Regions from separate parts of the Homo sapiens genome. Here all the other regions are linked to region 6. Evidence: chromatin contacts called from ENCODE Hi-C or POLR2A ChIA-PET data. All regions are on one chromosome and are shown on one strand. Each heading gives the region's core, a stretch centred on a gene start or an enhancer-like site at or near the end of the contact. The rest is flanking DNA. Distances are from core to core; before and after follow the strand shown.

Region 1 (3,669 bases), core at 333-2,832, 1.9 Mb after region 6:
CGTGGTGGTGTAATCCCAGCTGCTCAGGAGGCTGAGGCAGAAGAATCGCTTGAACCTGGGAGGCAGAGGTTGCAGTGAGCCGAGATTGTGCCACTGCACTCCGGCCTGGGCAACAGAGGGAGACTCTGTCTCAAACAAACAAACAAAATAACAACAACAACAAAAACAACCTGTGAGGCAGGCATTTCAGGGATTATGATCCTATTGCCCAGATAAGGAAAGCAAGGCCCAAAGATGAGCAAAGCACTCAATATCATCCTTATTCTGTTCCCACTTCCAGCTGCACTTGGGTCCAAGTCCAAGTGCTGACCTTTTCTCTCTCATCTTCTCTGGGTGATGGGCACTGCCCAGGATCTCTTGGCTGAATGGCACAGAACTGGGTCTCGAGCTCTCAGACCAAAGCCCTCATCCTGGACTGGTCCCACTGCCACTCTGAACCCAGGTGCCTCCTCTGAAGGTGGAGACTCACCTCACCTGCCTTGCAGCCAGCTGGGTGCTCAGAGACAGAAATGCAAAGTACCTGGACACACCCTGGTCACCATCATTCTGGACTTTGTCCCTCTTGTTAATGCTCAGCTGGGAAAGGAATACCCTCAAAGGCCCTTTCCTCAAGAATGGAGGAGAGTACCTCTGAGCCTGGCACAGGCCCAGCCCAACACAGCCCAAGCCAAGCTGGGAAGGGTGTGGGGCAAGGAAGCCAGACTGACATTCCTGAGACGGGTTTGCCAAGCCCTACACTTTATGTGTTGTACCCGGGAAACTCAATGGAGGTATGGCCCAACGCTGACCTTTGGCATGGAGGCCTAAGCCACCCTGCTGGTGCCCAGGGTGGCCAGCAAGGGGCTTCAGACAACCCTGGATGGAAAATAAAAATAGTGGCTAATATTTGTTACACGCTAACTATTGTCAGGCCCTGTGCCTTCCCCTCCTCCCCAAGTGCTCAGAGCTGTGGAGTGGATGGGTTCCACCCTAGCCCTGTTCCTCTGTCCCCTCTGGATCATCTTAGACCAGAAAGTGCCACAGCTGAGTGTCCCGCTTCTTCCGCATCCTGCCAGGACCACTCCATTTGTGGGCGATATAGCCAGCTCCACCTCCTCCGGGAAGCCCTTGTTCACAGTTTCCAAAGCAAGCCGCAGGCGGGATGGATCCTGCTTAACACCCCGGCCCAGAACCCCTTGGATCTCCTTCTTCCTCCATGTCCAAGACACCCAGCTTAACAACCCTGTAGCCCCCAACTTGGCCCTAGCGGCACCTCGCCTCGACCTTGCCATTTTATACTCAATTGGGGCGTAGGGTTCTGAAGCCCAGGGTAGTTGGTGGGGAGGCAGCACGAGGGTGCAGGATGAGGTCGGGAAAAGAGACCTCGTCCGCCCACCGCCTAGCGCTTCCTCCTCCCTGCAGGCGAGCCGGGGAATCCCCGGCAGCACCGATATCCGCAGAGCCCAAGAAGTGGGCCTCTCTGCCCCGCCCCCCCGGCTCGCCGAGGGCTACGCGGCGCGCCTGCGCAGAAGAAGGCAGCGCCCAAGGCGCATGCGCAGCGGTCACTCCCGCTGTATATTAAGGCGCCGGCGATCGCGGCCTGAGGCTGCTCCCGGACAAGGGCAACGAGCGTTTCGTTTGGACTTCTCGACTTGAGTGCCCGCCTCCTTCGCCGCCGCCTCTGCAGTCCTCAGCGCAGGTGAGGGCCCGCGCGGTAGGTGCGGCGCCGGCCGAGGAAGCCCCGGGGTGTCCTGCCAGCCGTGGCACCGCTGCCCCGGGTGCTGGGACCCCATCCCCCACTGTCCCAGTCACCCGCCGCCTTGAGGTCAGCGTTTATCCTCCAGATCTTTTGCCTAGACGGCCGCCTCAGTTTCCCCCTTTCGGCCCCTTCCGGCTATTCCCGGTTGAACCCGCCGCTTTAGAATTCCCTTCTCATACCCCTCCCGTCATTCTCGAGACCTCGACCGCGGGTCACCTCTGACCCCCACTGCCGGAGGACTGCCTTCTTTCTCCAGACTCAACTCCCTCGACTTTATAAGCCCCTGCGCGTCCCCAGTGAGGCCCAAGGCGCTGGCCCTCATACCCCTACCCTCATTTGTGCCCCTCCTTTCTCAGTTATGCCCAGTTCTTCCCGCTGTGGGGACACGACCACGGAGGAATCCTTGCTTCAGGGACTCGGGACCCTGCTGGACCCCTTCCTCGGGTTTAGGGGATGTGGGGACCAGGAGAAAGTCAGGATCCCTAAGAGTCTTCCCTGCCTGGATGGATGAGTGGCTTCTTCTCCACCTAGATGTAAGCCAAGATGTCTTATCTGCACTGTGCATCTCCCTAAGAAACCTCTGGCCTCCCAAACCTGTTCTTGACCTTTCCCTCATCCTTCCGCCCCCTTGATTATGTACTGTCAGTATTCATTTGGTGAAGTTGCTTTGCAGGTGCCTTTGTGTAGCGCTGGAGAATGAAGAAGTTGGTGACCCGGGTAAAGTGTGGTCACCATTCCTTAGCTCACATCAGTGCTGTCCTTAGGCATTTTTGAGGGAGAAGTGTTAGTATTCCAGGGTACCCTTTATATAAACTGCGGTTGACACCTGAATCCAGTGAGCTTGCAGTGATATTTGCCTGATTATTAACAACTGTTGATGTCACTCTTCATCAGTCTTTCCACAGGAGCCAGCATACTTCCTGAACATGGAGAGTGTTGTTCGCCGCTGCCCATTCTTATCCCGAGTCCCCCAGGCCTTTCTGCAGAAAGCAGGCAAATCTCTGTTGTTCTATGCCCAAAACTGCCCCAAGATGATGGAAGTTGGGGCCAAGCCAGCCCCTCGGGCATTGTCCACTGCAGCAGTACACTACCAACAGATCAAAGAAACCCCTCCGGCCAGTGAGAGTAAGTGTCATTGACAATGAAGGAGCAGGTATGGGTGTTTGTGCTCATTGGTAGACTAGAAGCAGTCCCCACAGTGGTGGTGAGGGTCACACTCACTCACAGAGGGCTGCTATGTGCAGGCTGGGCTCTGAGCACAGATTATCTCATATGATTGTCCCCCCAAGGGTAGGCACTTTTAGCTTTTCCATCTTTAAAGGTGAAACAGTGGCCAGTGTTGCACATTACAGGTTTTTGGATTGCACGTTAGTGTCTATAGGGGTTTTAGTGTTTCCTCAGTGCCTCGTTCACATAAATATTAAATTGGAATGTTCTAATTTCCCTCATTAAACATTTAGCCTTCTAATTTCCCTCATTAAACATTTGGCCTTCGGCTTTTTATTTATTTAATTTTTCTTTTTTGAGACTGAGTCTTGCTCTGTCGCCCAGGTTGGAGTGCAGTGATGCAGTCTCGGCTTACTGCAACCTCCACCTCCCAGGTTCAAGTGATTCTCCTGCCTCAGCCTTCCAAGTATCTGGAATTACAGGCATGCACCACCACGCCCAGATAATTTTTGTACTTTTAGTAGGGTTTCACCTTGTTGGTCCGGCTGGTCTCAAACTCCTGACCTCAAATGATCCACCTGCCTCAGCCTCCCAGAGTGCTGGGATTGCAGGCGTGAGCCACCGTGCCCGGCCCCTTTGGCTTTTTAAAGTAGTGATTTTTTTTTTCTTAAAAGTTTTTGTTCTGTTGTGGTAAAATGCCCAAGAAAAATTACCATTTTAAGCACTTAAAAATGTGCAGTTCAGTGGTACATTCATATTGTTGT
Region 2 (3,971 bases), core at 731-3,230, 1.8 Mb after region 6:
TGAAGTGACGTGCCTGGACTCCAAACTGGTACCCATAACACTTCGGGGCCCCCAGCCATGGCACCAGCTTTAGGGCACTTGAGGACAGGCCCCAGCTAATTCCTCTTCTGCAGCTCCCACGCACACCTAGCACCCATGGGTGTTCAGTAACAGCTAAGTGGTAAAGAAAAGCAGACAACCCCATCTTAGCCAGCACCTCTGGGTTGGCAAACTCCTCTTATAGATGAGACCACAGGTGCCAGAGCCACATCTGGCTCAGTTAGAGGCAGAGAGGTCCTGGGCTTCCTGAACGGGAGTCTAGTGGTTGCCCAGCCCCGAAACTACAGCTGGGGAGGGTAGTGGGAAGGTACTGGCTGGCCCCTTCCCCCAGCAGGGGCAGGTTTTTGAAGGGGGTCCTGGCTCCACTTCTCTAGAACCCTCCCTTAGAACACAAGCCCCACCCCCAGCCTTGGACCTGCAGCGGGGGAGGGCCACTGGGGCGATACAGGGACAGGAGAAATGGGGAGCCCCTTGCAGCGAGGCATGGGCCCTGCGCCCGAGGGTGCCGCAGGCCTCCCCTCCCCTCCCGCCCGCCCCGCTGCCAGCAAGAGGCCATTTTGGAATGTTAATTGGAAACACCGGCCTCAGCCACTCGCCCCCCGGTGCTACCTCTCCCTTCTGCAAGCTCCGGGGCAGCAGGCTAGGGACCTGGGGGTCCCGAGAGACCCGGGCCAGGGCAATGGAGCCTGCCCATACCCTGCCCCAAGCGCCTCCTAGAGGCGGCAATTCTCCGGTGGAAGAAGCAATTCCCGGATCCAGGAGACCCCAACCCAAATGGTCTCCATGCGCTGGAGGTGAGGATGGTGCTATGAAAGGTGCCCTTCCTGATCCTGGCCTTCCAGAAACACGAATTCTAGGCTGGACTTGGGCGCCCTGCCGCTTTTAGGGTTCTGGGAGGCGGCGCCTTCCACCTCTGAGGGGCTCCACTGGAGCCCAGGCACTACTGTCGCCCCATCAACAGGAAAAAAAAGGAAACCCCAGGCAGGGGAAAGTTTGTTCCACCCACTCGAATCGTGCCGAGAAAGGGGGCGCAGAGGGAGCCCCGCGCCTGCCAAACCACACAGTGGGGACCCGGCTCCAGGAGGGCGGATGCGGGCCGGGGACGACGTGGCGCCCAGAGGGGCAGGCCGAGCGCGTGGAGAGGAAAGCGCCTCCAAGGGGGGCGTCAGGGAGTCGCGGGGGGGCCCCGATCCCGTAAGGCGTCTCGGTGCCGCCCTCACCTTGGAGGTAGTAGGCCTGGCAGCCGTCGTCGCGCAGCTTCTGTAGGAGCAGGCCGAGCACGGAGGCGGGAGCGCCGGGCTCGGGCTGCCACTCGGCCGTGGCCTCGTCGTAGAGCAGCACGGTGGCCGCCTTGCAGCGCGTGGCGAAGCGCTCCTTGTCGGCGTGGTTGGGGATGATGGAGCGGATGGGCAGGTTGCCCTTGCGCAGGCGGCGCAACATGAGGCCCGGGATGGCCAGGTTGATGGCCGTCTCGATGTGCGACGACTCGAAGAGCTCGTGCGGCCGGCAGTCGAGCAGCAGCAAGGACGCGCCGCCGCGCGCCTCCAGCTCCTCCTGCAGCCACTCGGCGCTCTTGCAGGGCATGGCCCCTGCCCCCGTCGCCGCGCCCGCCCCGGTGCCTGCGCCGGACCCCGACCCCGCACCGGGCTCGGACCCCGCCCGGGTGCCCCCAGCCGCCGCCGCCCCCGAAGTCGACATGTGCGCCCGCGCTGGGGGGCCGCGGAGCTGGTTTTTCATGGGGAGCGCGGGCGGCCCGGGGCCGGGGCCGGGCAGCCCTGCCCTGGGACGGCGCCCCGGCCGCGCGGGCCCCAGCCGCGTCTCCGGGCGCCCGCCTCCCGCCGAGCTGCGCGCCCGCCGCCCCGGCCTCCCGGCCTCCCGGCCTCCGTCCCGCCCGCCCGCCCGGCCCTCCGCGCGCACCGCGGCCTGACAGCCCCAATTAAACGGCGGCTCCGGCGGCCGCGCGCCGAGGCGTTCTCCGGGGGGCGGGGCCGCGGGGGCCGGCGCCCGGGCTTAAAGGCGCAGCGCCTCCACCGCCCCTCCCCACGGGGTATGCGGGCGCGCTCGCGACCCGAGCCCGGGAGACCAGCGGCGGGGCCCTCCCCCACCGCCTCCGCACCGTTGCCCCCTGGACTAGCTCGGAGCTGACTACGATCCGCCTAGGGACCCCGGCCTAGACGCCCTCATGGGTTCACTCTGCGCGTGCTCCCAAGCTCTTCTGGACACTGCGGGAAGAGAGGCCCTGGGGGCGTCCTATGCCTGGCACCCCCACCCCACATTCACAACAGCATAGTTTTCCTGGGACGGGGCGTGGTGGGGGGGATGGTCAAGCTGAGCAACCTCTCCTCCTCCCGCCTGTCATCCCATTCATTTTTTCTGTCATCGAGTTCATTCAACAAATGAGAACTGAACGCCTACTACGTGCCAGGCACTGTGCTAGGCGGTCACCGTTTCAGAGGACCTCATCGTTCCCCTGACGGTCACAGGCTCCAGACCTGAGGGAGAGCGTCTCACGCCAGCAGGCCTGATGGGAAATCAGGACCTGGGCAACTGGCGGGGTAGGAAGACTCAGGGCCGTGCCACCTTCCGTGGGCAGGTGTGGAGAAATCCTAGAAAGGACCAGCTTTGGGAAGGGATCGCGAGCCCTTTAAGAAAGCTTTACAAGCGGGGTGGTGACAGGCGCCCAGTGAAGCGCCACGTGACTTTTTCCACGGGGCCGGTGGGAGGGGAATGCTCCTTTATAATCAGCTTTCCTTCCCCTGCCTCCCTCTCAACGGACCAATCAACTTCCGCGGTAGGCGGGCGCCTGCCATGCAGATGGCCAATCCTGGCCGAAAGAGGCGGTGGCGGAGGGAGGCGGGGCCCGCCGCGGTTTCCACCCAGGGCGGGGAAGTGGGCGGGGCCTCCGCCCGCCCTGTGTGTCGATTTGCAGGCAGGCGGGGCAGCGGAGGTGAATGGACCCGCAGGTAGCGCTAGAACAAAGCGGCTAGACGCAGGCGGCGCGCTTGCGTAGGACCTGCAGTGCTTTCCCTACGGAGCCAGGGTGGCAGCTTGAGGCTGGACCCTGCCGTCTATCTGGTCCATTCTTTTGCCTGGCGGGGTGCCCCTCCTTGGGGCTTAACCCCCCGACTCCGCCCGAGGCTGGTCGGCTCTGAGACACCTTGCCCCCATCCCTGACTGGGGGAGCGGTGGTGCTTGAGGGACGGCCTCTGGAACCCCGAGGATTTGAGCTTTCCGCTAACCTCTGACCAGAAGGCACGAAAAGGGGTGACTCAGGAGCAGTCCCCGCCTGTCTTTCAAGCGAGGGATAGTCTTTCGGAAGAGTTTCATCCTGGGCCACAGGGCTGTATCCCAAAGGAGCAGGGGTCTCTCCCACAGTCACATTCTCAGAGTGTGAAAGGAGAAGCAACTCTCCGCCCAAGGTTGTCCTGGGGGTCCTGGGCCTGTGGAAAGAGCTTCCAGGGCCCAAGATGCCAAGACCCAGATTCTGTCCTGCCACTTGCAGGTGTGTCCTGTGACCTTAGTATGGTTCTTCCCTCTGGGCCTTGGGTCTCCCAGTGTAGGAGAGTGCTAGTGTGGACTGAGCCCAATCCGTCTATGAATCCATCCGGCTGGGAGGACGTGGTCTGAGGACAGGCCTCTCGGCTGGCAGGCTGGATGCTGCTTGTCAGGGATGGAGGCAGCACTCAAAAAAGAGGCCTGAGCAAACTCCCAGGGGAGGGTGAGCTGCTGAGCAGTGCACCATTCACTCAGCAAGCCTTGCTGAGGGCCTCCTGAGTACCAGCCTGCCTGGAGCCGGAGTGACAACAGTGGAGCCTCCATCCTCCACTCAGGCCTGGCTACCTCTCCCCTCTGCTCCACCATGGGGTTGGATGCCGGTCTGGGTGCTCTCCCAGGCCTACCACAGGATGAACACAGACCCCTCTTTCTCTAGG
Region 3 (3,726 bases), core at 735-3,234, 1.7 Mb after region 6:
CTGTCGCCCAGGCTGGAGTGCAATGGCACATCTCCGCTCACTGCAAGCTCCGCCTCCCGGGTTCACGCCATTCTCCTGCCTCAGCCTCCCGGGTAGCTGGGACTACAGGCACGCGCCACCACGCCCGGCTAATTTTTTGTTTTTTTTTTTTTAGTACAGACGGGGTTTCGCCGTGTTAGCCAGGGTGGTCTCGATCTCCTGACCTCGTGATCCGCCCGCCTCAGCCTCCCAAAGTGCTGGGATTACAGGCGTGAGCCACCGTGCACGGCCTAATTTTTATATTTTTAGTAGAAACGGGGTTTCATCATGTTGGCCGAGCTGGTCCGGAACTCCTGACCTCAAGTGATCCACCCACCTTGGCCTCCCAAAGTGCTGGGATTACAGGCGTGAGCCACCGCGCCGGAACTAAAAGCCCATTTTCTTCGGTTTTTTTTTTTTTCTTTTTTTTTTTTTTAAGAGAAGATGTCTCGCTCTGTCGTCCAGGCTGGAGTGCAGTGGCGCAATCATGGATCACTGCAGCCTTGACCTTCCTGGGCTCAAGTGATCCTCCCGGCTCACCCCCAGTAGCTGGAACCACAGGCGCGCTTCCACACCGGAAAGCCCATTTTCTAGAGGCGGAAACCGAAGCGCCCAGTGGGAAAGGCGACCCGCCGGGGATGCGGGGTGCTCAACGCGCTGCCACCTGGGGCCCAACGCGTTGACCTCGCGGTCAGGTTGCTTCCGCGGACTACGGTTCTGGCTCGCTAGCTCTGGAAGGGAGCACCGGGAGGGAATGGTGGCAACTCCCAAGGAGGGGACCCAGGGATCCGAGAAAGGAAGACTTGGGGTAGGTGGGGTTGGATTTTGACTGGAGAGAAGAAAGGGTCAGGAGTGCAGGGCGGGTACCTGGGGAGCTGCGTGGACTCGCGCAGACGGGAAGCAGGCGCGTGCTGGCGGTGACCTGGGGCCGGAGGAGGAACGCTGGGAAGAGGCCGGGCCCCATCCAGCGGGGGCGGGGACTGGGCCGTGCTCCGGGGCGCCCTCTTGTGGCCACAAGCTCGCAGCGTCCATAGACTCCGCTAAACTCGTTCTCACAGCGGCGTCAGTTTCCCAAAGCCTCTCGGTCTCACATGCCCCAAACGCGGTGCTGAGCACGGTTTCGAACTCTTCAGCGACCTGCCCCACATGGACATGGAGCAGTCTGAGGAGGAAAGTTCCTTCGGGATCGCATCCTTGCTGCTGTCTTCCTGCTCCCCATCCCCCTTATCCCCAGCTTGAACTGCCCAGGGCAACTTGTTGGCCTGGCACGGAGTTGAGGCCCGACAGGTTTGAGTGCGAGGCTCCGCCAGTGTCCAGCCAAGTGGCCTTGATCGTTTTCCCAATGCCCCCGAGCCTGTTTCCTGCCAGTAGAGCGGGTCAGATGTTGCCAACCTCTGCAGAGTAGCAATAAGCAGTAAACGCCACGCTCTGCACAGCCTCCCAGTGCTGGGCCTGGTCGCCACGCGGAGCCTTGGGCTGGGACAGGCCAGACGTTGGTAACACATCGCCAACCAGGGCAGGCGCCATGAGTAGACGTGAACGAGCCCAGGGCCAGCCCAGGCTCTGACCGTGGGTGTGCGTCGGGGAGGGGGTGGGGAGGAGTGGGTAGGAGTCAGGAAAGTGGGTCGGCCAAGACCTGGAGCTGCTGCATAACAATATCTGGCATTTACACAACGAGGCCTCTGCTCCGGACACTGTTCTGAGGCTTGACCCGTCCTTAAGAACCTAGGACAACCCTGTGCGGTGGGTTTTATCCTTAACTCCATTATACAGGCCAGAGAACTGAGCCAGGGTGGAGATGTTCCACTGAGAAGAAGCCACATGGCTCTCCGCCGGCTCTCAAGCCAAAAACAGTTCCGAAAATCTGGGCGGGGAGCGGGCCAGAGAGCGCTGGGGCTCTGCCCCCAGCACCCCCTCCACGCAGACGACTCGGTAACTGGGTTGCAGGCCCGCGGCTGCGGAGTGCGCAGGCGCGCCGAGATGGCCGCGCTCCTGGCCGCCTAGAGCCGGAGCGGCCCGCGGAGCTGCGGAGGCAGCCATGGTCGGGGCGCTGTGCGGCTGCTGGTTCCGCCTGGGCGGGGCCCGCCCGCTCATCCCGTTGGGCCCGGTGAGTCTCCCGGGGGAGGGAGGCCGGCCGGTGGCCCAGGGGAGGGCCGTCTTTACCCCGCCCCTTGCCCCGGCGCCCCGGGGCAGAGTCCCGCGGAAGAAGCAGACGCTGGGGCCGCGAATGTGCATGTGCGCGCGTGTAATGTGTGTGCGCGCGCAGGGTCTGCATATGTTCTTGGGGGTCTGGGTGTATGTGTACGCTTGTGTGTCTGCATGGTGTCCGTCAGTGGGTTTCTGCGCGCTTATATTTTTGGGGGGGGGGTGTGTTCGTTGATGTCTGCCTGCTTGTGTCAGCGTTATGTCTTCCGAGTGTATTTCTGTGTGCGTGTGATTTTAAGGGTATGTGTCTACCTGTCTGCGTGTGTGCATTTCTGGGGGTTTGTGTGTGTGTGCGTGTCTGCTTTCCTGTGCATGTGCCTTTCTTGTGTGAATGTGTAGTCTTACGGTTGTGTGTATGACCGTGCTTGAGTATTTCTGAGGATCAGCCTGTGGTTTTCAAAGTGTGCATCTCCATCAGTCTCTCTGGCTTCCTGATGCCTGACTGTGTGCGTGATGTAGAGGGTACCATTACAAGGGATTAATTGCACACGGGCCAGTGTGTGTGCAAAGAGGCTGCATGTACATGCAGGGAATAGCTTGTGCAAAAGAAAAGCGTGTGGGGGCAAGACTCGTATTTGTGCGTGTGTGCACCTGTGTGTCATTGTCAACGCATATTCCAATGACCTAACCCGGGCACAGTTTACCCTGCCCCCCGCAAACCCCCGCAGGCGGCCAGCTGCAGGTCCACTACAATTTCCTAGTACTGCGGGCACCCTCGGTTGCCAAGGCAACAGCCTAAGCCCCGCCCTTCCCGCTTTGGAGAAGCGCGGGGGCGCCCCGAGTGGGCAGCAAGGAAATGTCCCTCGCGCCCGGTGGGAATCTGGACTAACGCCCAGTTAGAGACGCGCGTCTGAGGTTGTTAGTGGTCTGGAAGAAAAGAGGAACGCGCTCTTCCTCCACTAGGTCCTGGTTTTCCAGAAACAGCAGAAAGGCGGCTGCTGCTGTGGCTCACAAGCCCCCCGACCCCGAAGCCTGGGGATGCGGGCTCAGGAAACATCCCCAAAACATCCCGGAGGGATGAATAGGAACCAAGACGGGCCCCCGGCTCCTAGTTCGGGCAGGCGCCCAGTTGGCACTCAATAAAGATGTGCTGGCCCGGCGCGGTGGCTCACGCCTGTAATCCCAGCACTCTGGGAGGCCGAGGCGGGTGAAACACGAGGCCAGCAGTTCGAGAACAGCCTGGCCAACATGGTGAAACCCTGTCTCTACTAAAAAATACAAAAATTAGCCGGGCGCGGTGGCGGGAGCCTGTAATCCCACTATTCGGGAGGCTGAGGCAGGAGAATTGCTTGAACCCGGGAGGCGGAGGTTGCAGTGAGCCGAGATTGTACCACTGCACTCTAGCCTGGGCGACAGAGCAAGACTCCGTCTCAGAAAAATAAAAATAAAATAAAGATGTGTTTGCTGGACTCCTGGAAGGAAGCAGGCGTGCTCATCCTAGGCCCAAGAAATGACAGGGACAGCCCTGATCCAGTCCACGGTATTATCTAAATCTCACAGGAA
Region 4 (4,228 bases), core at 121-2,620, 1.4 Mb before region 6:
CATTGTATGGTTTGTTATTGTTGTTTTGAGACAGGGTCTCCTTCTATCACCGATGCTGGACTGCAGTGGTGCGATCTTGGCACTCTGCAGCCTCGACCTCCTCGGCTCAAGCGATCCTATATCACCTCAGCCCCCTGAGTAGCTGGGATGCACAGGTGTGTGCCACCTCGCCCAGCTAATTTTTAATTTTTTTGTAGAAAGGAGGGGGGTCTCACTACATCAAATTCTTGGGCTCAAGCGATCCTCCCACCTCGGCTTCCCAAAGTGCAGGGATTACAGGCATGAGCCACAGCGACCAGCCAGCACAGGTGTCTTTATTTGTTTTATTTTTTATTTTATTTTATTTTATTTTGAGACAGAGTCTCGCTCTGTCGCCCAGGCTGGAGTGCAGTGGCGCCATCTCGACTCACTGCAAGCTCCGCCTCCCGGGTTCACGCCATTCTCCTGCCTCAGCCTCCCGAGTAGCTGGGACTACAGGCGCCCGCCACCACGTCCGGCTAATTTTTTTGTACTTTTAGTACAGACGGGGTTTCACCGTGTTAGCCAGGATGGTCTCGATCTCCTGACCTCGTGATCCACTCGCCTCGGCCTCCCAAAGTGCTGGGATTACAGGCTTGAGCCACCGCGCCCGGCCTGCACAGGTGTCTTGAATATGTATATACGCGACTCCAGTATGGTTGGAAATGATTTGATTTGTTGTCTATGGAATTGCACAACCTGGAGCCTTCCTAACATCAGCGGCTTCATACTGGCATTTCCATTGTGGTGCAGCAACAATCTGAGTGAGCCTCCGTCTCTAGCCACATCATTTGACAACCGGTCCCAGAAGGTAACTGGAAGTCATGATGACAACTCCTATACTGTGAAAAGAAACTGCAAGCAAGGCAGTTAAGATGCAATCTTGCACGGTGACCGTAAGTCGGAGAACTGCGCGGCGAACGAGGCCTCGGCAGGGGAAGCGAAAGCCTGGTGTGGTTGCGGCTCTGGGGCCACCCTGCGACCGCCTCGGGGTGTAGGCAGAATTTCCCGGCCCAGCTCCCCTCTGACCAGATAGCGGCCGAGAAACAATGGTTATCTGCTCCACTGACGCCAGGATGTCTTCTCCGTGCCCGATCCCGGAGTACAAACAGTGAAATGAGAAGCCGGTGAGAAACGCGCTGGTTAAAAACATCTCGACGGGAGACGCTGGTAGGCGAATAGTGGCTCCAGACGCGGTCGGCGCCTGCCGTACCCTGGTCAGACTCTGGGTCAGAGCGCTAAGTTTCAAGGAGGCGGCGCTAAACAGGCCCTCTAGCCGGGAGCCTGTCGCGACCCGAGCGACCGTGGGTCGACCCCGATCCGGAAGTGACGCAACGGCGCCAAGCACTTCCGGAGCTGTGGGGACGACTCTTCTGGAGGAAGCAGCGCGGGCTTGACCGGCGTCGGCCCGCCGCCTCCGCTGCCGCTTCGCCCCAATCCGGTCCCTCTGGCCCGGCCTGACCCGGTCTGGCTTGTTCGGGCTCAGCGGCCGCGAGGCCGCAGCTCCCGGTAAGTGCGCGGCGCACGTCACGGCCTTGTTTACCTTGGCTGGCCGCTGGGGGGGCCTCTCCGCGCGCCTCCCTGGCCGGGCCGGGACTCCGCCTTCGCCGTCGCCCGGGAGGCCCGGGCGCTCCCCGTCGCCGGCACGTTGTCCGAGCATTACCCGCCGTCAGCGGCCGGGCGCCCAGCGTGTGTCTGCCTTTTTTCCTCCCGCCGCCTTCTCAGCTCTCGGAAAGGTCAGAGGCCACCGCCTCTGACCAACCGGCGCCGGCACATCTAGGCCCTCTCTCCCTGTCTGGCGCGGCGGGGAAACGCGCCGCCTCGGGGCTCACCACTCGAGTCATCTTTGGGAGCTCTCGCAGCGCTGCCCGCGCGGTTTAACGCCCGCCTGTGGAGGGTATCCCCAGCTCGCGGGCTCCGCGTCCGCGCGAATATCCCGGAGCCCGCGGCGCCCCTAGGGATGTGCGGCCCCGGAGCTGTGCCGCCGCCTCGCCAGAAGCTGGTTGGGCAGCCGCGTTCTTGGATGACTTCTCCTTAGTACTGTTCATTGCCTGGTCCCATAGAACTTTCTGTCATAGCGACATGTTCTTTACCTTTGCTGTTCAGCATGGTAGCTACTAGCCACACGTGGCCGTTAAGCATTTGACCTGTAGGCTAGTGCACCTGAGAAACTAAATTTTAAATTTTACTTACTTTTTAAGTGTAATTAAATTTAAATAACCACATGTGGCTAGTGGTCACCGTATTAGAAAAGACAGATACAAAGTGTAGGATTTTGAAACGAAATTGCTGATTTCTAGTTTTGTGCCAAGTCGTTTTTCTTCGGAGGTGTAGTTAGTAAATGACCTGAATTCAGCGCTAGTGATCATATCTGGAGTAAACGTCTTCAGACTCACTAAAACTTACGTGTTCTGTGCGTGGTGGGCAAGCCCAGGATGGTTGGTTGTTAGGTCCCCTGAACATGTGACTTTGGCTCTGGAGGAAATTTTTTTTTTTTTTTTTTTTGGTGGGCGGGACAAAGTTGCTGTCACCAGGCTGGAGTGCAGTGGCGGCGATCACAGCTAACTGCAGCCCCGACTTTCTGGGCTCAAGTGATCCTCCTTTCTTAGCCTCCTAAGTAGCTGGGACCACAGGCACGTACCACCACACCTGGCTAATTTGTAAAATTTTTTGTGGATACGTGATCTTAATAGGTTGCCTAAGCTGGTCTTGAACTGCTGGGCTCAAGCTATCCTCCCGGTTTGACCTCCTAAAGTGCTGGGATTACAGGCGTGAGCCACTGTGCATGACCTTTAAAAAAATTTTTTTTGAAAAAGTGCCCGGCCCACTTTTTCAAGTAGAATTCGGATATTTAACTTTGAGATGATTAAAAATTAAATTTTCATTTAAATGTGCACCTAGAACATTTAGTATGAAATGGAGTTCTCTCTCTTTTTTTTTTGGAGGAGCCTGGAGTTTTCCCCACCTAAATATTTGGTTGGTGAGAAGCCTGTGAGCAATTTCTTTTTTTTTTTTTTTTTTTGACACGGAGTCTCACTGTGTTGCCCAGGCTGGAGTGCAGTGGTGCAGTCTCGGTTCACTGCAGCCTCCATCTCCCAGATCAAGCAGTTCTGCCTTAGCCTCCCGAGTAGCTGGGATTACAGCTGGGATTACACCCAGGCTGGTTGGAGGGCAGTGGCGTGATCATGGCTCGCTGCAATCTCCTGGACTCAAATAATCCTCCTCACTTTGGGAGGCCGAGGCGGGCGGATCACGAGGTCAGGAGATCGAGACCATCCTGGCTAACACGGTGAAACCCCATCTCTACTAAAAATACAAAAAATTAGCCAGGCATGGTGGCGGGCGCCTGTAATCCAGTGAGCCGAGATCGCGCCACTGCACTCCAGCAAGACTCTCAAAAAAAAAAAAAAAGAAAGAAAAGAAAAGAAATATTGTCCCCTTGGAACAAGATCAGCACTTTTTCTTTCTTTCATTTATTTATTTTTATTTTTGAGTCCCGCTCTGTCTCTCAGGCTGGAGTGCAGTGGCGCGATCTCGGCTCACTGCAACCTCCGCCTCCTGGGTTCAAGCGATTCTCCTGCCTCAGCCTCCTGAGTAGCTGGGATTATAGGCGCATGCTACCACGCCCAGCTAATTTTTGTATTTTTAGTAGAGACAGGATTTCATCATGTTGATTAGGCTGGTCTCGAACTCTTGACCTTGTGATCTGCCACCTTAGCCTCCCAAAGTGTTGGGATCACAGGCGTGAGCCACCGTGCCCGGCCCACTTTTTCAAGTAGAATTTGGGTATTTAACTTTGAGATAATTAAAAATTAAATTTTCATTTAAATCTGCACCTAGAACATTTAGTATGAAATGGAGTTCTCTCTCTTTTTTTTTTGGAGGAGCCTGGAGTTTTCCCCACCTAAATATTTGGTTGGTGAAAAGCCTGTGGGCAATTTCTTTTTTTTTTTTTTTTTTTTTGACACGGAGTCTCACTGTGTTGCCCAGGCTGGAGTGCAGTGGTGCAGTCTCGGTTCACTGCAGCCTCCATCTCCCAGATCAAGCAATTCTCCTGCCGTAGCCTCCCGAGTAGCTGGGATTACAGGTATGCGCCACCATTCCTGGCTAATTTTTGTGTTTTTTGTAGCAGTGAGGTTTCACCATGTTGCCCAGGCTTGTTTTGAACTCCTGAGCTGAAGCCGTCCACCCACCTTGGCCTCCCAAACCA
Region 5 (3,888 bases), core at 1,284-3,783, 1.1 Mb after region 6:
GGCAGGAGGGTAGTTTCTCCAGTCTCCCCAGTCTGTTGGTGTCTTTATAGGAAACTATAAAGCAGAGCAGTGGTGTCTTTAGAGGAAACTCATTCAAGTCAGGGCACTGATTTTCCTCTCAGTTTATTATTTGGGGGGATAGGGTCAGGTGGGTATAGTAGTACTTTACCAGGGTGCTTTTAAGTTACTTTAAAAAAAGCCTACAAAATATTTTTTTTCTTTTATTTGCTCGAGTTCACATTAATGATGGTCACAAGGCTGCCTTGTTGGGCAGGCGTATTGCCCCCAGTTCCTCTTCTGCTGGCCTGTATGACCTCCACAGCCAGGCCCTGGGCCCAAGCCCCTTGTCCCTTCTCCACTGCCCCTCTTTCCAGACAGTAAAGGCCATGGTCAGTGTGTTTTTCTCTTGTAAACAAACCCCAGCTTGTTTAACAGAAATGCTAATAACCTACTGGGAAAGATGGAGGTCTAAATTACCTCCAGGGTTTTTCTGGGGGTTTATCACCAGTGTGGGTCCCTTCTGATACCACCAGGTTCACTCCAGGCAGAGTGGGGCGGAAGGCTGCTGAGGATATGGGTCAGTTACAGCAGCCCTCACCTCAAAGGGCTGGCCTGCTTCTCAGCCTACATTCATTTGCAAGCTTCAATCTCTGGACCATCTGGTGTTCACAGGTGTTAGAGGGTTAGGGGTTAGGGGCTAGTTTTGGATTTGATTCATAGGTAGGAGGGCTTAGATTTTAAGGCACTTCTGAAAGTCAATCCCTGGACAAGGCAGTCATCACATAAGAACAGCTACCTTCTCCACTTGGTGGCACAAGAGGTAGGGAGGGGAGTATGGGTTCATTTGGCTTCGCATTATGCAAGGTGAAACCGTTTGTTTTCCCTCTCCATTTTCCCTAACTAAATGAAAAGGACACATTCTGAAATCCCTTTTGTTGGAGAATAAGTCAGTCTGAGGGGAAATGGGAGGCCAGAGATGAGAACCCTTTGAAAAGATTGTAAAATACTGATTTTCATTCTTTCAAGCTTATTTGTAAATACCTATTTGAATGCTGTGTATTTGTACAGGAATTTGAGCAAAAAATGTATAGAGTGTGATGTCCAATTGGTATTCAGCACTATAAATGTGTTTTTAACCTCCCGCATTCTGTGCTTATTTAAAACAAGGAAACTTCTAACCATTTCTTTTGTGTATTCATGTTTAAAGAAAAAAAGTGATTTAAAAATGATCTTACCTGTACCAGAAAAGCAAAGTTAAAGGAAACAAAATTTGTACCATTGTCCCAAGAGGTATTTTACTGTATATATTGTGGTAGCATGTTCAAAATCCAACAAGTAATGTGAATTTTAGATGTAAATATCTGCCACTTGATTTTTTTTCCCCCTTTCCCCACTTCCTTGACTGCTGTGATGTGAATTAAAGATAAATACGTGATACTGATCCACTGAATTCACTGAATGGGAGCAGAGGATGTGCCCCTCTCCAACCCTTGTCGCCGGGCTCCAAGCCCTTTTTAGCCCTATAGACATGTCCTTTTTGCACTGAGTAGAGCCAACGGTTCCCGCATCCTGCCTTGAAGGCAGGCAGCCAGGAGGGCACTTGAAAGGAGGGCAGTCGAAAAGGAAACATCCTCCAGTGCTTCTCTGGTGATTCCCGGGACCCCACTCAGGAGGTCCCACGGCAGCGGGGGACCCCGAGGGCCTAGCCGGGGAGGCAGGAGGAGGCTGGCCAGCCACCAAGCCACGATTCAGAGCTTGTAAGGGCACCTCCCGAGCCCCTCACCTTCCCACTCTGAGGCGACCCCATGTCCTCGACCGATGATCTGGCCCGGGCGCTTCCCTCCACGGTCTAGAGTGGCGGCCCAGCTTTGAGCTTGGCGCGCCTTGAGCCCTTCCTTCAGATGTCCCGCAGTCCGTCCACCCCGCACGTCTCCTATCAGCCTATGCACGGCGGGCTCCGGTCAGGTGGAGGATCAGCAGGTGGGCTTTCAAAGGTTGGATCCGTTGCCCACGCGAATGAAAGAAGAAAAAAGAAACCTCTTTGAGCCTTGCCTGCGGCCGCCCGCCCTTCCTGCCTAACCTGTTGTCTTGGCTGACCCCAGAACTCCTGCACCACGAGTCGGAGTCCGGGCGAGGAGATCAGCAGGGGTTTTCGAGGGAGCCTGGGGCCCAGGGCAGGGGTACGCGGGTCAACTCAACAGATGTAAGGCGTGGCCGAACCCCATTCAGCTAGCAGTACCCAGCCTCAGCCACAGTCGCTGCCCTTACCCAAGATGGCGGCCCACACCGCTTCCGTCGCTGCTGTAGTCGCTTCCTGCGGCCAGCCCGGGTTCAATCAGCGGCCGACAACTGTCTAGGGCTCAGACACCACCAGCCAATGAGGGAGGGCAGCGTGGAGCCGCCCGTCTGGGCTCGCGGCTCCTGGACCAATGGGGAAGTGGCATGTGGGAGGGCGCCGGGGGGCCCCCCGCCAATGGGGAGCTACGGCGCGCGGCCGGGACTTGGAGGCGGTGCGGCGCGGCGGGTGCGGTTCAGTCGGTCGGCGGCGGCAGCGGAGGAGGAGGAGGAGGAGGAGGATGAGGAGGATGAGGAGGATGTGGGCCACGCAGGGGCTGGCGGTGGCGCTGGCTCTGAGCGTGCTGCCGGGCAGCCGGGCGCTGCGGCCGGGCGACTGCGAAGGTGCGGGATAGGGGGCCGGGGGCCGCGCTCCGTGACCGTTCTGGCGGCGGCGCTGAACCCCACAACATCACCAGACGGCCGGGGCCAAGAGGGCGAGGGCGGGGGCGGGGGCGGGGGCGACAGCAGGTCCCCGCGGGGCCTGCATGAGGAGGCTCCGGCGCCCGCCCTAGTAAATCTTTCTTGGGCCTAGAAAACATTGGTCCGACGAAGAAAAGTTGAGACTAGATCCCGTTGAAAACTTGTCCTGAAATCTCCATCACTCCTGAGTTATTGTCCCCACCACCATCTAGAGGTTACCGCTCCCCGTTCGGCGTCGGGAGCTCCAGGGCTGGCCGTGGGTGCTGCGCCCTGTCTGTTGGGATCACGAAGCTGCACCTCTGGGTCCGCTGTTGTATTTGGAAATTAGCAGCAGCATTTTGATCATTTTTCTCTTCACCTTCCAGTCTCTCCATTTATGAGGTCACAGTGAGTCCCGTCTCAAGGACACGTGTTCACCATGGGCTTAAACTTGATGAAAGGAGCAGGGAGAAGTCGTTTATAGGTCATTGGGTGATGCTTGGTCCTTTGATGCCCTGGGTGTACCAGGGGACCCCCGCCACTTGGAACCGGGTTCTGTCTACCTGTAGACACCTGAGAAAAATCGGTGATGGAAAAGCTCACCTCTAATGATTCATCTCCGTGTCTCCTATTAAAATTGCTGGCGGAGTTCTTTTCTGGTGGATTGGAACAGCTTGGTGATTGCTGAGCATCTCCCGTCCCTCTCTTTTCCAGTTTGTATTTCTTATCTGGGAAGATTTTACCAGGACCTCAAAGACAGAGATGTCACATTCTCACCAGCCACTATTGAAAACGAACTTATAAAGTTCTGCCGGGAAGCAAGAGGCAAAGAGAATCGGTTGGTAAGTAGCTGGTGATCCTCCCCAACTGGCCCTGGCTCATGTTAACCCTCGGCTTCACCAGCCGTTTGATAAAAGGCCTTGCCCACCTCTCTGTTCAGGAAGCCAGCTACTCTCTCCATAAACTAATGTGAGAAGACTGAAGTGCTTCTATGTCCTTCCCAAAGCAGCATGTGTTCTGCAACTGTGATTTTTTTTTATCCTGTTAGTCTTTATTAAGCACCTACTATGTGCTAGGCACTGGGAATATCAGGGGAAAGAAGTGACAGTCGGACACACAAATAATGCAATGTCTGGGTGTCATGAAGAAAAT
Region 6 (3,691 bases), core at 117-2,616:
CTACTTGCTGGCCTTCTGTCTTCCAGTAGTCCTCCTAGTCCACCACTAGGGCATGGGATAGAAGATGCAAAGCAGACACTATACCCCCTGCTCAAACCTACCCAAGGTTCCCTCCATAGGAAAAACTGCCCGGGAGTCTTCCTGTCCCTTTCTTCTCCCTATGTTCCGAGTCTCCTCCAGCTCCCAGCCTTTTCAACTACCTGGGCTATGCCCACTGCCTTAGTGGATCCTGGGGCCCCACTCATGCACCCATCAGGCTGAGCTTTGGCCTGTCTTGACTGCCTTCCCCACCTGGAGCCCATGGCCCCCTTCCCAACTCTGCCCATCTCAGGACACTTTGGATATAGACCCAACTGTCTCCTCAGATGGGGCCCCAGCAGCACCAGCACTGGGCCTGGCCCACAGTCACACAGCAGTATTGCCTCTGCAGGCTTGGTTCCCCACTGGCTTGAGTTTCGCAGGCACCCTAGATAAGGACCACAGCTTCCTTCCTATATCCACAGGGTGTCCAACGGTCACCAGGTTGGGGGCCCAGACCTCCTGTGCCCAAACCCTACTGTTTTCCCATCTTAACCAAGGTCCTGCCGTCCGGCAGGTCTATGCTGGGGGTTTTCTAGTCGTGGGCGGGCAGCTGAGCCCCCTCCTTCTACTCACCTGCTCCAGAGGGGGCCTCCTGGCTCCCCTTACCTCTCCTGAGCTTGAGGCCAATTAAACACTGGTCAGTAACAGGCACCCCCCTCCCCTCACCTCCCACACCATTCACAGGGCTGTAAGCCCCTCACCTGCATCAGCCACCTCTGCAGCAGCCGCACCCTTTGGTCTAGAGGGAGGAAGCCCCAGGATCCGCCCCTAGGGCTGAGCCCGGGGCTTCCCCGCGGCCTTAACCCCTTCAGTGCCGACCCCACCCACTGTGGGCGGGGCTCCGGGGTCCTCAGAGAGTGGCTTCTCCGTCTCTCCCGGGCCTCGGTTTCCCCCTCCCTCCTAGTGGGTCACAGGCTGTGGAGCTTTTGGGAATGAGGACTTCGAGAGCTCGACTCTGTGGGCAGGTGTGGCTCGGCATGGTCTGGAAACGAACGACTGACGCGGGGAGGGCGTGCAGGGTGGCATGGCCACTTGGGGACCGCACGCGCGGGGTGGACCTACAGGCAGCAAATGGGAAGGGTGCGGTACTGACATGTTGATGCTGGCCTCTGGGATGTTCCGCGTCCTAGCTCCGCACAGCTGGGTATCTCACTCAGTCGCCACCTCGGACTCCTCGGTCCGACAACGTTGGCCCCCAGCGGTGCGGCGGATGTTCTGCAGCCGTCGCGTCCTGCGGCACGCCACGGCGTTCTAAGGCCTCCCAGCACCCGCGCGTCGCCGCTTAGAACCCGCCCCTGGTTTGCGCGTCACAACACCCGCCAGGCGCCGACTCAGTCTCTACCCTGGCTCCGCCCCTGCTGAGCCCCACCCCATCTCCATTTGAGTCCGCCTCCTCCCCACCCGGCCCCATACAGGCCCCTCCTCCTTCTCCTTGCGTCACAGCTTAGGTCCCGCCTCGATTTGGCTTCTTCCAGGCCCTGCCCCAGCCCAGCACGTCACTTCAGCCAGGCGCAGGCCCCGCCTCCAGCTGGCTCTGCCTCCGCCAGCCCCGCCCCAGGCTCTGACAAGTCTAGCTTCGGTTCCCGCCGGCCTCCTGCCCCAGGACAGCTTGGAAACGGTCCGATCAGGTGGGGCTTCCTCTTGAAATTTGGGCCCCACCCTGGGAAGCAGCCGCCCTTAGACTGACGTCAGATCTGGTGAGAGTGACAAGCCTTTCCTGTGCCCTTTGGATACCGGGGCCTGGACATTTTAGGCGCTCAGTAAACAGCTAAGTAAATCATGACTGCTTTATTTGCTGGACTGGTGCCTCTCAGCAGATTCAGGGGTCGTGCAGGGCTGGTTACCACAAACTCAGTAGGAGTGCAAGGGCTGTACCCCCGGAGCTAGACAGCCTGGGTTTGAATCTCAACTTCTCCCTTTTCTTGCTGTGCAACCTTGGGCAACGTGCTTACTCTCAATGTGAGTGACTCAGTTTCCTCATAGCCTCATTGTGAGGAATGAATAAGTCCACATAAAACGCTTAGCACGGGGATTGGCAAAGAGTAGGCACTCAGTGAATGTCAGCCTTTGTGATTGCTGCAGTTCAAAGACTGGCTCAGTGTCTCTGGAGGAATTGTCTATGACCTTGCCAAGTAGATGCATATGGACATGGAATGAATGGTGTCTGCTGTGGTTCTAACTCCTTATGCCACTATTCCAGTCTGTAAGTATGCATGTGTGTGCAGGGAATATGCCTGTGACAGTGGCTGAGTGTACTCTTTACTGTGACCATGACTTGTATGACTGTGCATGTATTTGAGGAAGCCCTGGCCAGACCCAGAGTGCATTAGGTTCTCAATATGTGCAACTCAGTGTGTGGCCAATCACCACATGCTCTTCCGCTCACACCACGGTGCCTGCCAGCCAGGGTAGCATCGACATTTGAACTCCACAGCCATCTGTGCCTGATCTTCAAGTGAGAGGGCACCCCGCAGGCTCAGGGGCCCACCACCAGGCGTGAGCTGGATGGAGAAACTGGCAGGGTTAAGGAGGAGGAGGGCTTTGGGGTGGCTGGTGCGGCGGACACAGCGGCCATGGCCGGAGCACAGGGCTTGACTGCAGAGAAGGGCCCCACTGGTCACGTTCAGGATGAAGGGCCCCAGTGTAGTGTCCATATACTCCTTGATGGCCTGACATGATTCCTAGGTGGGAAGGGAGGATAGCGTCAGGGACACCATGGCCATGTATGGACCCACCCAGGGCACTGAGGCACTCACCTGCTGGTCAGCCAGGACTTTGCAGGTAGAAAGGGTAAGTCAGGGTCTACCCCGTCAGCTTAATGGCCCCACCCCTCCCCCACCCCCACCCTCATGCCAGGCCTAAGCTCACCTTGGTTCTTGTATTTTCCCAGCTCACCCAGAGCACCACTCCAGCTGCCCCCTGGGCCGCACTCTCCCCCAGGCTGTGCTCCAGCTCATCCTGGGAAGGAGACAGCACAGCTCTGTGGGGCCTCCTTCCCACCATGTGGCAGACTGCTGGAACACCATTAGATGGGACAAATAATTCATAACCTTCACCTGGGGCTGCTCTGGCCATGGGACCAGAGGCAAACTGCTTCCTCCTCTAGCCTATGAATTCCATGCAGACAGGGACTACATCATTCCAATAAATGTTGAATTGCCTGTGCCTGGCACAGAACTTGGCACCAAGTGCACACTCAATGGATGTGCCCATGCGCCAGGCGCGGTGGCTCATACCTGTAATCCCAGCACTTTGGGAGGCTGAGGTGGGAGGATCACCTGAAGTCAGGAGTTCGAGACCAGCCTGGCCAACATGGTGAAACCCCATTTCTACTAAAAATACAAAAATTAGCCAGACATGTTGATGGCATGCCTGTAATCCCAACTACTTGGGAGGCTGAGGCAGGAGAATCACTTGAATCCGGAAGGTGGAGGGTGCAGGAGCTGAGATCTTGCCCCTGCACTCCAGCCTGGGTGACAGAGCAAGACTCCGTCTCAAAAAAAAAAAAAAAAAAAGGATGAATGAATGGATGAAAATGTCCCAAGGTTGGGGGCCGGGCGCGGTGGCTCACGCCTGTAATCCCAGCACTTTGGGAGGCCGAGGCGGATGG
Region 7 (3,928 bases), core at 77-2,576, 1.9 Mb before region 6:
ACTCCACTCCAAGCACATGGACCTTCTTGAAGTTGCTGGAACGCACCAAGTTGTCCCCAGCTCAGGGCCTTCACGACAGCTGCTATCTGTGCTGCTCGCTCCCTCACCTTCTTCAAGTCCTGCTCAAATAGTAGCCCCTTGGGAGGTCTTCCCCATGCACCCTATCAGATATGGCCATCCCACTCCCACCCTAGCACTCCTGACCCACTTTCTCTGCTTTATTTTTTCCATGCATATATCACATGACCTGCAACATGTATCCCATTTATTTGCTTTGGTTATAGTCTGTCTCACTCACTAGAATTTCAGCTTGGTACCTACATATAGTACGTACCCAGCAAAAAATGTACTCATCTGCCTAATCTCTGGACACTGTAGCATCCCAGCGCTCAGCACTGTTATTTAAAAAAATAACAACTTTGGCTGGGTGCGGTGGCTCACGCCTGTAATCCCAACACTTTGGGAGGCTGAGGCGGGGGGATCACGAGGTCAGGAGTTCGAGACCAGCCTGGCCAACATGGCGAAACCCCGTCTCTACTAAAAATACAAAAATTTTCCGGACATGGTGGCGGGCACTTGTAATCCCAGCTACTGGGGAGGCTGAGGCATGAGAATCGCTTGAACCCAGGAAGCAGAGGTTGCAGTGAGCCAAGATCGTGCCATTGCACTCCAGCCTGAGAGACAAGAGCAAGACTCCATCTCGGGGGGAAAAGAAAAAAAAGCTTTATTGATATATAACTTGCATACCATATAATTCACCCAATGTGTACAATTCAGTAGTTTTACTATATTAACAGAGTTGTATGGCCATCACCAAAATAAATTTTTTTGACCATTTTCATAGATGAACAAACAGAATTCGCAAACTGCTGCACCCCTGACTATATTATAAAACTCCTTACAGGGTTTTCCAAAGCTATAGGACCACGTGATATAACTCCCGTCCACTTCTGCCATCTCCCCGCCTAATCTCCCTCCACCCAAGCTGTGCTTTCCTTGGTTCCAGGAAAGCGACGAGCTTGAAGCTCTTTGCACATGCACATGCCCTGCTGTCTACCTGCAGTGCTCTTCCCGCGCACGGCCACAGGCCTGGTAGGCCGTCCGGTTAAGTACCCCTCCTACGGTTCCGATTCTACCCTGGCAGGACAACCCTAGCTCCTCGTACCTGGCGTGGCCCGACCAATCGTCTGCCACTCAGTTGACCTCTGACCTGTTAGTACCCGCCCCTGGAGCGCCGCATCCGGTAGCGAGAGTTCAACTTCCTGACTAGGAGCCAATCAGCGGGGCCGCCTCGCTGTCTACGACAAAGGGTGGGGCAGACGCTCCGTTTCCGGTGGCAGGGTCTGGGGAAGCGGCGGCAGGCGCCATGTCCGGCCGCGAAGGTAAGTGTTCCGGAACCGTGAGGACTGCGGGGACGGCGGGGTGGGGACCGGGCGGCAGGGGCAGGCCGAACGTGCTCGTGTCGCCCACAGGTGGCAAGAAGAAGCCACTGAAACAGCCCAAGAAGCAGGCCAAGGAGATGGACGAGGTGAGGGCGGGCGCGGAGGCACTGGCGGGTGCGGGGGCGCTGGGAGACAGGCCTGAGTTGAACACGCTCTGCCTCTCCCCAGGAAGATAAGGCTTTCAAGCAGAAACAAAAAGAGGAGCAGAAGAAACTCGAGGAGCTAAAAGCGAAGGCCGCGGGGAAGGGGCCCTTGGGTAAGTGGGGGCCGAATGGAGCTCAAGCTGGCCAAACGCTATGAGCACCTATTGGGATGAGGGCGCGGGCATGTCTTTTTCCTGCCTCCTGAACTGCGAGGTCTCGTTTTCCGACGTCCGCTGCAGCGAATGGTCTCTAGCCAGTCTAGGATTTGCAGCGGCAGTAAGGGCCGGGAGCTGGAAACGAGGTCTCCTGCCTCCCAGGCAGTCTGGGCTTCCATTCCTTAGGAAGAGCTGCAGAAACGGAAACAGTGAAATGTATTTACCTCAGACGCAGATTCACAGTTAAGTTTCTCAAAGTCTGACGTCGTCCGCAATCTTTTGCCCCAAATTCGTATTTCACTGCCTTCTAGTGTTTGAACCTTACTTGACTTAGAAGTTTTTTTGTTTTGTTTTGTTTTGTTTGAGACAGAGTCTCACTCTGTCTCCCAGGCTGGAGTGCAGTGGCGTGATCCCGGCTCACTGCAACCTCCACCTTCCGGGTTCAAGCAATTCTCCTGCCTCAGCCTCCCAAGTAGCTGGGATTACAGGCGCCTGGCACCACGCCTGGCTAATTTTTTTTTTTTGAGACGGAGTGCGGCTAATTTTTGTATTTTTAGTAGAGATGGGGTTTCACCATCTTAGCCAGGCTGGTCTTGAACTCCTGACCTCGTGATCCACCCGCCTCAGCCTCCCAAAGTGCTGGGATTGCAGGCGTGAGCCACCGCACCTGGCCAGTTTTTTTTTGTATTTATAGTAGAGACGGAGTTTCACCATGTTGGCCAAGCTGGTCTCGAACTCCTGACTTCAAGTGATTCACCCGCCTCTGCCTCCCAGAGTGCTCGGATTACAAGCGTGAGCCACAGCACCTGGCCAACTTTTTTTTTTTTTTCGTACTGCTTATATTATCTCTAATATATGCTTTTTTGCTTTCTGAGTCTTTTTACTTCTGGGTATGCCTAGACTAAAAGATAAAGTCCAGGCTCTTCAGTGTGCTGTTGCTCCATATGCTTTTCTAACTGAATCCTCCACCTTTTTTACATCTTTTATGTAGGAGAAATTCATTACATTTCAAAATATTTTTCAGGCCCAGCAGTTCTAGTACTTTATGTGCATCATAAGCATTATTTTACATTGATCCAACTAGTGATTATTTCCTCCACAGTTGTTTATGCCCCCATTTGAGCACTGTGAGCCATGCTAGGCATGATGGAGACAAGGATGGTGGGAGTGTCATCTAGGGCTTCCCAAGACCTCTCTCCCAGTGGGTTTGATCCATTATTGTTTACCTACCCAGCACTGAGATTTCTAGCTCTTGAGATTCCTTTTCAGAATGGTGTAAGGGGCCAGGCACAGAATGGGCTGACCATAATCCAAGTGCTTTGGGAGGCCTAAGCAGGAGGATTATTTAAGGCTAGGAGTTCACAGCATCAAAGGGAGACCCTGTCTACAGAAAAAATTTAAAATTAGCTGGGCGTGGTGGTGGTGGCGGCCCGTTTCCTGTAATCCCAGCTATTTAAAAGGCTGAGGCAGCCTCGCTTAAGCCCAGGAGTTCAAGGTAAGAGGATTATTTGAGCACGGGAGTTCAGGCTGTAGTGAGCTGGGATTGCGCCACTGTATTCCAGCCTGGGAGATAGAATGAGACCCTATCTCAAAAAAAAAAAAAAAAAAAGGTATCTTGCACCCTCTTTTAATCTGTGATTGTGTATAGGGGAAAGAACAGTCTTTAGTGTAACTCTATGCTAGTTGTTTCTCATTGAGCATCATCTGATTTTTATTTTAAGGTTTATTTTGTCAGGCCCCTTTGGATCTTCTTTCCTGTATTAGGCATATGTAACCCTACACTTTTTTTTTTTTTTTTTTTTAAATAGTCTCACTCTGTCGCCCAGGCTGGAGTGCAGTGGCATGATCTCAGCTCACTGCAGCCTCCGCCTCCCAGGTTCAAGTGATTCTCCTGCCTCAGCCTCCTGAGTAGCTGGGATTACAGGCGCACACCACCATGCCCGGCTAATTTTTGTATTTTTAGTAGAGACGGGGTTTCACCATGTTGGCCAGGATGGTCTCGATCTCCTGACCTCGTGATCCACCCGCCTCCACCTCCCAAAGTGCTGGGATTACAGGCGTGAGCCACCGCGCCTGGCCCAATCCTATGCTGTTTCTTAAATCGCCTACTGCGTTCCACATATATGGTCATTTGTAAATTGACAGAGTATACCAGGTGCCAGGATCATAATATGGAAGGTAGTGTAAC

The links. A loop is a pair of places that touch in the nucleus more often than their neighbours do. ChIA-PET counts read pairs that join two places held with the same protein, here RNA polymerase II (POLR2A). Pooled maps may share reads with other maps.
Region 1: a loop to region 6 is called in a pooled map, with 10 times the contacts of the local background. The contact joins the promoter of ALAS1 here to the promoter of NAA80 in region 6. A Hi-C loop is called at or near these places in 5 of 50 pooled maps.
Region 2: a map of naive thymus-derived CD4-positive, alpha-beta T cell shows a loop between it and region 6 (8-fold over the local background). The contact joins the promoter of DUSP7 here to the promoter of NAA80 in region 6. A Hi-C loop is called at or near these places in 1 of 168 maps with a recorded cell type or tissue (naive thymus-derived CD4-positive, alpha-beta T cell), 1 of 37 single-sample maps with no recorded cell type and 9 of 50 pooled maps.
Region 3: a pooled map shows a loop between it and region 6 (5-fold over the local background). The contact joins the promoter of ABHD14A-ACY1 here to the promoter of NAA80 in region 6. A Hi-C loop is called at or near these places in 5 of 50 pooled maps. POLR2A ChIA-PET finds 5 or more read pairs at or near these places in 2 of 52 experiments (PC-9 and activated CD4-positive, alpha-beta T cell).
Region 4: a pooled map shows a loop between it and region 6 (6-fold over the local background). The contact joins the promoter of ARIH2 here to the promoter of NAA80 in region 6. A Hi-C loop is called at or near these places in 5 of 50 pooled maps. POLR2A ChIA-PET finds 5 or more read pairs at or near these places in 2 of 52 experiments (GM10248 and GM12878).
Region 5: a map of B cell shows a loop between it and region 6 (9-fold over the local background). The contact joins the promoter of MANF here to the promoter of NAA80 in region 6. A Hi-C loop is called at or near these places in 3 of 168 maps with a recorded cell type or tissue (B cell and naive thymus-derived CD4-positive, alpha-beta T cell) and 11 of 50 pooled maps.
Region 7: a loop to region 6 is called in a pooled map, with 13 times the contacts of the local background. The contact joins the promoter of TMA7 here to the promoter of NAA80 in region 6. A Hi-C loop is called at or near these places in 5 of 50 pooled maps.

The regions. Positions count from the first base shown.
Region 1 is chr3:52,196,578-52,200,246 of GRCh38, forward strand. ALAS1 (5'-aminolevulinate synthase 1) reads left to right here and starts at 1,583. Exons shown (of 12, transcript NM_000688.6): 1 at 1,583-1,678; 2 at 2,095-2,271; 3 at 2,633-2,863. The coding sequence starts at 2,665. RefSeq lists enhancers at 1,125-1,194, 1,205-1,424 and silencers at 1,565-1,634, 1,745-1,824.
Region 2 is chr3:52,054,591-52,058,561 of GRCh38, forward strand. It overlaps DUSP7 (dual specificity phosphatase 7), which reads right to left and starts at 1,981. Exons shown (of 3, transcript NM_001947.4): 1 at 1,260-1,981. The coding sequence starts at 1,776. RefSeq lists silencers at 492-561, 1,272-1,321, 1,642-1,701, 1,902-2,281, 2,682-3,041.
Region 3 is chr3:51,973,080-51,976,805 of GRCh38, forward strand. It overlaps ABHD14A-ACY1 (ABHD14A-ACY1 readthrough), which reads left to right and starts at 1,985. Exons shown (of 17, transcript NM_001316331.2): 1 at 1,985-2,125. It overlaps ABHD14B (abhydrolase domain containing 14B), which reads right to left and starts at 970. Exons shown (of 4, transcript NM_001146314.2): 1 at 886-970. ABHD14A (abhydrolase domain containing 14A) reads left to right here and starts at 1,985. Exons shown (of 5, transcript NM_015407.5): 1 at 1,985-2,125. The coding sequence starts at 2,057. RefSeq lists enhancers at 159-1,095, 1,129-1,308 and silencers at 539-688, 909-1,078, 1,909-2,288, 2,894-3,188.
Region 4 is chr3:48,917,472-48,921,699 of GRCh38, forward strand. It overlaps ARIH2 (ariadne RBR E3 ubiquitin protein ligase 2), which reads left to right and starts at 1,371. Exons shown (of 16, transcript NM_006321.4): 1 at 1,371-1,527. It overlaps ARIH2OS (ARIH2 opposite strand lncRNA), which reads right to left and starts at 1,914. Exons shown (of 1, transcript NR_161301.1): 1 at 317-1,914. RefSeq lists enhancers at 248-998, 804-1,273, 999-1,750, 1,751-2,501, 4,185-4,228 and silencers at 1,444-1,543, 1,614-1,693.
Region 5 is chr3:51,382,758-51,386,645 of GRCh38, forward strand. MANF (mesencephalic astrocyte derived neurotrophic factor) reads left to right here and starts at 2,534. Exons shown (of 4, transcript NM_006010.6): 1 at 2,534-2,679; 2 at 3,451-3,578. The coding sequence starts at 2,586. It overlaps DOCK3 (dedicator of cytokinesis 3), which reads left to right. Exons shown (of 53, transcript NM_004947.5): 53 at 1-1,441. RefSeq lists an enhancer at 1,950-2,299 and a silencer at 2,360-2,729.
Region 6 is chr3:50,298,039-50,301,729 of GRCh38, forward strand. It overlaps NAA80 (N-alpha-acetyltransferase 80, NatH catalytic subunit), which reads right to left and starts at 1,367. Exons shown (of 2, transcript NM_001200016.2): 1 at 1,175-1,367. It overlaps HYAL3 (hyaluronidase 3), which reads right to left and starts at 1,367. Exons shown (of 4, transcript NM_003549.4): 1 at 1,175-1,367. It overlaps HYAL1 (hyaluronidase 1), which reads right to left. Exons shown (of 4, transcript NM_033159.4): 3 at 2,950-3,039; 4 at 1,855-2,762. The coding sequence ends at 2,445. RefSeq lists an enhancer at 961-1,100.
Region 7 is chr3:48,438,931-48,442,858 of GRCh38, forward strand. TMA7 (translation machinery associated 7 homolog) reads left to right here and starts at 1,327. Exons shown (of 4, transcript NM_015933.6): 1 at 1,327-1,382; 2 at 1,473-1,528; 3 at 1,611-1,698. The coding sequence starts at 1,367. CCDC51 (coiled-coil domain containing 51) reads right to left here and starts at 1,189. Exons shown (of 4, transcript NM_001256964.2): 1 at 1,058-1,189. RefSeq lists an enhancer at 995-1,134 and a silencer at 1,565-1,624.